Regions from separate parts of the Homo sapiens genome. Here region 1 is linked to region 2. A link is a contact called in ENCODE Hi-C data. All regions are on one chromosome and are shown on one strand. The core of a region is the stretch at or near the end of the contact, and the rest is flanking DNA. Distances in the headings are between cores, read along the strand shown.

Region 1 (3,811 bases), core at 818-3,317, 110 kb after region 2:
AAGGCGTGGAGTGGGGTGTGGGGAGGGGGTACCCGGCATTTCACCTCTGGCTGGTGGGGCCAAGTATTCCCTAATCCCTGCCACTGCCCACCCCACCACACAGGCATCTTTGAAACCCCAGGGCTGCAAGCCCTTGTGGGCAGCCAACTGCCCTCCCCTGGGGCCACCCTTCCCCCAGCCGGGGACAGGCTCTCCAGGGCTGACTCAGTGTCCTGTGGGGTTAGTCACATTCACTTATAGCTGCAGAGTCAGAGGCCAAGGATGGAGATCCAGTCTCCAGGACCCACTCCCTGCCTGGCAAGACGTGGAGTCACCTAGCAGAGGGCGAGGGCATCCAGGGAGGGCCAGATCCAGAGGCTCCCAGGCCCTGCACTGCCACTCCCCAGCAGAGACAGCAGGGTTGAGAGGCAGCCACACCCTGGTGTCCCCAGTCCTCAGGAAAGGGAAGAGCATGCATGCTGCTGAGGGCCCTGAATAAATCACTTTTACTTATTTTTAAATTGTGAGCACATCTTACGTGCTAAAGAGTGCATAAATGTATTTGTTTAATTTGAAGAATAACTATGTAGTAAGAACCTGTGTAACCACCACCCAGGTCAGGAAAGGAAACCTCATTAGCACCCCTGCAGCCCTCACGATCACAGATATCCCTGTTCCTCCACCTAGAGGCAATCGCCATCCTAACTTTTGTACTGGCCTCATCTTCCTTTCTGGCCTTACCGCCTACGGATGTACCTTGAAGAAGGGAGCCTGGTGTTGACTGCATTTGGATTTAATGTAGATGAGACAGATGAGACGCAACATTTCTGTGTGCCTTGCTCTTCTGCTCATCACTGGGTCTGTGAGTAGCTGAAGTTGCTCATTTGACCCCATATTTTGCTTTACAGTTGCATAAACACTCCACAGTTATTTATCCATCCCACTGTTGAGGGACAGCTGTTTTCCCCCACATTTCAACAATTACAAATAACATTGCCATGAACCTTCTTCTCCATGTCTCCTGGGGCATGTGTGGGTGTTATATGAGCGGCACGGCTGGGTCACGGAGTAGGCACCTCATCCATTTTACTAGGCACTAGTAAAACTCTCACATTTTCCAGAGTGACTGCTCCAATACCAGCAATAAAAGTTCTTAATGTTCTCCCTCCTTCCTGACACATGGCATTTTCTGGCTTTCCAGTGATTCCCAGTCTTAACATTTTATCGAACAAATGAATCAATGACTAGAAATCTGGCCATATCTGCCTCCTTTGGCACACTGAGAAAGCCCATGCCCACAGCCTGCTTGGAAGAGTCTAGAAGCTTCAGAGTGCTCTCCTCCACTAGGGCATCTTCCAGATCTGCCTACAACTGCAACCCATCCCGAAGGGCGAGGGGTTCTCTGTAACAGGTGGAAAACTGAGGCCCACAGCAGGCATCAGGGGAGACGAGCTCCTTACCAGCCGCCCAACTGAGACAGGAGCCAGGAGACTTAGTGCCCCTTCCTGGGGTTCCAATGCTGGAGGACCATCCTCTGAGCAGCTCCACCCTCAGCATCTCAATTCCCTCCCTCTCTAGGGCCCTCAGCCTCATACAGCACAGGCGAGAGTCCCTGGGAACTGTGGGAGCCCAGGGAATGTGGACCCCAGAGGCAAAGCTGGGAGTGCTCACAAGGACGATTGTCCCAAACTGTCAGGGCCCCAGCACCCAGTCTGAGAAGCTCTGGGAACAAGTGGCCCCATAGACGCCAGACACACAGAGCCTGAGCTGGGCTCATTCTCCAGATAGAAGTTCTTCCTCCTATTGCCCTGACACCTGGCACGCGGCCTGCTCGATGTCCCATCTCACCCATCTGCGCCCTCCCCCAGCTGGGCACCAGCACCCTGGCTGTTGAAGGCCAGTCGGGGAGATGGATGAGGAAGTGACTCCTCAAGGGGCCCTTGTGGTTCCTCCCCCAGAGCTATTCCTGGCCTGGGCGCCTCTCCACCCTCCAGTCCTCCTGCTTGACCTGACCCCACAGCTGGGAATCGTTTGCTGGGGGTGGGGCAGCCCCTGACTATATAAGCCTGGACCTAGGTGTCCCAGGCACCCTAGAGGCCCAGGCCCCCCAACGGCTGACCCCTGCACACTCCACCCTGGCCCCCCAGCCAGTCCAGCAATGATGGAAAAAAACACCTCCGAGGGCCCTGCCTGCAGTCCAGAGGAGACCGCATCTGAATCTGCCAAGGTGCCCACAGCAGAGCCTCCCGGAGAAGTGGCAGTATCAGAGTCCACCAGAGAAGAGCAGGTGCCCAAGCCGCAGGCCCCTGCCCCACAGGCCCCTACAGCCTCCACAGCCACTAAGCCTGCACCCCCAAGTGAAGGTGACTGAAGGTGGGGCAGGGGGAGGAGGGAGGCAGGCATGTCAGGGGTGGAGGGGAGCTCTTGGCCATGAACCTCTTCATCTCCCCAGATGTCCCCAGTGCCCCACTGCTGCTGACCCTGGATGATGTGAGCAGCAGCTCTGTGACTGTGAGCTGGGAGCCCCCAGAGAGGCTGGGGAGGCTGGGCCTCCAGGGCTATGTGCTGGAGCTCTGCAGAGAGGGAGGTGAGTGCTGGGCTAAGTCTTGCATACACCCAGGGGAGGTTGTCATGGAGGGCTGCAGGGACAAGTGCACAGGCCCTGTGGTTGGTCAGTCTGGGAGAGATACAGAAGGAGGGGATGCGAGCAGTAGGCTCCTCAACCCACCCACCTGCCCTTTCTTGCTCCACCAGCAGGAGAGCAAGAAAGGGTAGGTGGGTGGGTTGAGGGGCTCCCTTGTCCTCAGCTCCAAGGAGCTTCTGAGTAAGGGAAGGGTAAGGGGACACTGGGTTCTCCTTTGGTGAGAAGGGAAGGAAGTGCTAAGTCTCAGAGGACCCCGAACTGTAGGAAGTGGAAAGGGAGGAGCTGGAGAGGGGAATGTTAGCGTAAGAGACAGTGAGGAGAAAGCGGGAATGGGGTGGGGGTGTGGGGGCCACATCCCTGCTGCCACTGTCCCCCTCCATGGCCCAAGTCCAGCCTGGCCTCTGCCTCTGCCCCTACCTTGCTGTGTGACTTTGCAAATGTGTCCAACCCTCTCTGGGCTTCAACAACCTCATCTCTAGCCACAATTTCAGGGCTCTAACATCAGGTGTCTTTGATGCCATTTGACAAGAAGTCAGGGAAGGCAAACAAGGGGAAAATGAGGCCCAGAGAGGGAGGCTGATTTCCCCAGATCACCAGCAGGAAAAGAAGCCCCATGGAGAGGGGCGCCTGTGGCCACATTGCAAAGACCTCACACTCTCTCCATCCCCTCAGCCTCGGAGTGGGTGCCTGTGAGTGCCCGGCCCATGATGGTGACCCAGCAGACTGTGCGGAACCTGGCTCTGGGAGACAAGTTCCTCCTGCGCGTGTCTGCAGTGAGTTCTGCAGGGGCTGGCCCGCCGGCCATGCTGGACCAGCCCATCCACATCCGAGAGAACATTGGTAAAGCCCATCCTGGCCTTCAGCTACCCAGCCCTTCCCAAACACCTTATCTAATGGAGAAACTGAGGCCAGCAGGTAGAGGGAACCAGGCAGTCATTTCCCCCGTCCCACGCTCACATGCACAAGCCACACGCTATCACCATCTTGCCTTAAGAAAGTTCCAGGTTCCTCAGCAGTAAGGGGCCTCTGGAGGTCTAAGAAGCCATTTCCCTGAGTGGTCCAGCCCCCACGCCTTGAGAAAGGGGCTCAGAAACAAAAGGTCAAGTTCCCTGGGTCACCTGCTCAATGCTAAGAGTCCATCTGTTCTATCTCCCATCTAATCTCAATCTCTCCAGTGGCCATAAATGC
Region 2 (4,158 bases), core at 789-3,288:
GGTCTTCTGGCAAGTTCCTAACCTCTCTGAGCCTCAATTTCCTTGTCTGAAAAATAGAAGTAAAAGTATTAATCGTATTGATTCTTTTTTTTTTAGGCAGGGTCTCACTCTGTCACCCCAGGCTGGAGTGCAGTGGCAGGATCACAGCTCACTGCAGCCTTGACCTTCTGGGCTCACGCGATTCTCCCACCTCAACCTCTGGAGTAGCTGGGACCACAGGCAGGCAACATCACACCTGGCTAATTTTTTGGGTATTTTTTTGTAGAGATGGGGTTTTGCCATGTTGCCCAGGCTGGTCTGAAACTTCTTGAGCTCAAGCAATCCATCTGCCTCGGCCTCCCAAAGTGCTGGAATTATAGGCATGAGCCACCGCACCTGGCCTGTATTGTTCTTTTGAAGATAAAAGGAGATCACGTTTATTAAGCATTCTGCACATATGTTCACTCTTTCCACAATATTTGCACACCCAGCGCATAGTAAACACATTAAATAGTGGCTTTTATTACTATTAGCAGTGGTAGCAGTATCATAAAAGTCCTCAAGGACACCACATGGAGAGTTAGTCGGAGTCACCAGGTGTTCCAAGTTTGCCTTTGGCGGTCTCCTGCCTCTCAGCTTTCTTCGAGGTTGCTCTGGTACCTCATCACCTCCACCACCTCCTCCACCATCCCGACCTCAGCCTGGCCTGGAAGAAAGTGCAATGAGTGTGGAAGCACAAGACCGATGCTTCCACCCCAGCTTTGCCCTGCCCTGGGCCATTCCACCCTTCTGAGCCTCCATTTCCTTATCACTGAAATGGGGAGAATACTTTCTGGCTGGCTTCGTTTATTGTGAGAGTCAAGAGAATAAACGTTTGTGAAAATACTTTGAAAACAGCCCCCACCTATCAGTTCTCCACCAGGTGAATTCTCCCCTCTCATCCTCGGCACCAGCTCCTACCCCATTCCTCCCCTTCGAGTCTCTCTCTGTAGATTTTCATGGCTTTGGGCATTTTGTTCACAGCTCTGTTGACATTCCCTTGACCTCAGAATTCTGGAGGTGCCTTAATTCCGACTTCCCCTATAGACGCCTCCTCAGGGCAGGAAATATGCCTTATTCATTCATCCTGTGATTCCAGTGCCAGGCCCAGGAAGGGCACATAGTAGGAGCTCAGTCAGCGCTGATTCCCTTTCTTCTACCAGCAAATCCCAGGGATGGAGGCCTGAAAAAGAACCCAGTAGAATTTAGGGGAGCAGACTCTGTCCTCCAAGAGAGAGGGGTTGGGGAAGAAGGGAGACAGGAGGAAAGGAGGGGAGTGGCCCTTTGCTATGCAGGCCAAAGGATGCCCGCTGTCACCACACACAGGCGCAAGGTAATACCAGTCTCCATAGGGTGACATGGTGCTGACTGGTTTTACTCAGCGATCCCAAGGCTGGGAGAACCTCTGAGAGCCTCAGCAGAGGGCCAAGCCACTCTTCCTGGTAGGAAAGCAGACATTCTGCCTAAAAGGGAAGTCCTTGGGTAACAAGTTCCACTTCATCACAGCCAGGGCACTAACCTAAAACCCTACCCTCTCCTCCTCCCCCACCGCACAGGCAAACCATTTCCTCTTCTGCTGAGCTCATGGAAACAAAGAACAGCTGTCCTCTCATTGATTGGTTTAAAAATAAGAGACTCTTGCTTTACCTCCCCAACCCCCCACCCAGACCTCTGATGACCAAACATCTCAGCACAGTCCCCCTCAGGCCTCCACCCACTCCCCTGGGGACAGAGGGGCAGCCCCTGGGCCGCCCACAGGCTCCCTCCTCCTCCCTGTGGGGACCAGCCTCTGCCTGCCACTGAGCCACACCCGTCTACCTTCGGTGGGGTGACTGCAGCTGCCCAGCCACTGGCTCTTACCAGTGTGGCCTTGGCATTCACACTTTGGCCACCATAATTTTGTCTCTGCAGTGGGCCTTGCACAAGGCTGGGAGGAAACAGCCTCTGTAGAAATCAAGGTTTCCTGCTCTGTGAGGGCTGATGCGGTGCCATGGAGATACTTCCTGTGACTTTGCCAGGCAAACTGGAGGCCAGGGGAAAGATCGGGAGTGTGAAGTCCTGACTTCTCAGCTACTCAGAAACCCCTCTAAGCCTCGATGTTTTCATCTGAAAAATGACAGTGGCAAACTGCTTATAGAGGGACTGTCAGGATCAAACGAGATATGGTTATGAAGGCGCATTGAAAACGGTGCCACCATGGACACACGAGTTGCTATTTCTGCCTGCCACCTCCACAGACCCCAGTTCACCACCAGCTGCAATCTCTACAAGTGGCCCTGCCTTCCTGAAAACCCCAAACCAAGACTTGCCTCCCTGGGCATCTGAGTCCACCCCATCCTCTCTCCTCGGGCTTACTTACTCAACCTACACCACAGGGAAATGCACCAGTTGCTTAAGAGGTGTGGAAAGTTTCCTCCAGTTTTTTCCATGGTTTGTGTGCTTGTCTTACCTGTCCCGCCTCCTTCCTAGCACCGTGGGAGTATAAGCTGGCTCCTCTGCAATGGATCCGTGGCCAGTACCTCTGTTCCCTCACAGCACAGGATAACAATAAGTGTGCCAAATGGAAGTGTGCGTGTGGGAGAGGGCACACAGCCAGATGGCTCCTTGGGGCAAAGCCTTATTTCTACCACATAGGACTTTGTAGACAATCACTCTCTGGCTATAGAGGGGTTTTGTGCTCATTTTCTGTTGTGAATCAAGCTAATTTTGGATTCACTGGGATACAATAGTGAACTGAAAGGCAGCTGCCTGCAGGAGGAGCTCAGAGAACCAAGCAGAGCCAAGCCCTGGGAAGCCTTTTAGAGGAAGATTTGCAGAGAAGGAGTGTGACAGTCATAAGTGTCCCACGCTCTCAGTCCTCAGCAGGCTGTCCCTCCCAGTCCCAGGTTCACCTTGCAGAGGTGTGGTGGAGAACAAGCGTGCCCAGCAGCTTCCCGTCTGAAAGCCAACTGGCACAGCCCACCTCCAGTGGGCCACCCATGTTTCTGGGGCCAATGAGCCTCTGAGCTGGGAGGTCCTGGCCAAAGAAATGCCCTCCTGCCTCAGAGAACAGAAAGTTCCAGAAGATCCAGGGTAGCTTTATTCCTGACTTAGCAAGCAGACCTAGAAGTGGGATGGAGAAGGGCTTTTGAATCTCCCTCCAAAGGTCCAGAGAAATCTCCTTGGAAATTTGATTGATTATTGATTATTGTAACAAGAGTTTCTCCTCCCCCAGGAAGCTCACCAGAGTGGTCTTCTTCTAATAGAGGCGGAACTGTGTGATGGGTGGTCGGAGGTTCCGGCTGCTGTGCCAGACCGCTTGGGTTCAAATCTTATCTTTAACAGTTACCTAATATTCGCTGTGCTTCAGTTGCCTCATCCATAAAGTAGAAATTACAATGATATCTATCACATTGGATTGTTTTTGATTAATGAGTTACTATGTGCAAAACACTTAGGGCTCAGTATTGTTATTATAAGAAAGAACTTTACTTAAGAGGCTTCCTAGTTTAATTTCTCTACCATTATGAAAAGAAATTCTCTCCCTGATTCCGACACCTTTGTTTCTTTCTTTTTCTTTTTTTTTCTTTTTTCTTTTTTTTTTTAAGAGAAGGGGTCTCACCTTGTTGCCCATGCTAGTCTCAAACTCCTGGGCTCAAGCCATCCACTCACCTCAGCCTCCCAAAGTGCTGGGGTAATAGGCATGATCAATATATAATATATATGACATTATATATAATATATTATGTTTCTCCTGGCCTCTGAGCTCCAGGTTCAGCAAGAGGAGAATGCTCAGTTCCTTCCTGTGGACTAAAAGCCACAGGAGACATTCATCAACAGCAATGGGGTGATGAGAGCCATTTGGGAGTATTAGGAAGTGGAAGGTCTGAGAACCTTTTCAAACTAAGAAACCCACCTGGCCAAGGTGTCCCTGACTTGACTCATTCAGTCCCTATCCTGCCATATATTTATTATAACTATATTATATCCCAGAACTTTCACATTTATTGTGTTATTTAATCTTCATGATGATCCCACAGAATAGGCTATAAAGATCTTATCAGAGAAGGCAACTGGGACCTTGGGACGGGTCTCCCACTTCCTGTCCTACTGAGAAGGATCCTATCCATCTTTGCCCCAGGCCATTCCACTGAGGAAGCT

The links. Hi-C counts contacts between places; a loop is a spot of excess contacts on that map. Pooled maps may share reads with other maps.
Region 1: a pooled map shows a loop between it and region 2 (2.8-fold over the local background). The contact joins the promoter of MYBPH here to the promoter of LINC01353 in region 2. A Hi-C loop is called at or near these places in 1 of 50 pooled maps.

Annotation. Positions count from the first base shown.
Region 1 is chr1:203,174,082-203,177,892 of GRCh38, reverse strand. It overlaps MYBPH (myosin binding protein H), which reads left to right and starts at 2,067. Exons shown (of 11, transcript NM_004997.3): 1 at 2,067-2,342; 2 at 2,432-2,566; 3 at 3,296-3,463. The coding sequence starts at 2,138. RefSeq lists enhancers at 1-485, 3,403-3,811.
Region 2 is chr1:203,285,032-203,289,189 of GRCh38, reverse strand. It overlaps LINC01353 (long intergenic non-protein coding RNA 1353), which reads right to left and starts at 2,038. Exons shown (of 3, transcript NR_117097.1): 1 at 1,879-2,038; 2 at 884-1,201; 3 at 392-685. RefSeq lists an enhancer at 1,033-2,232.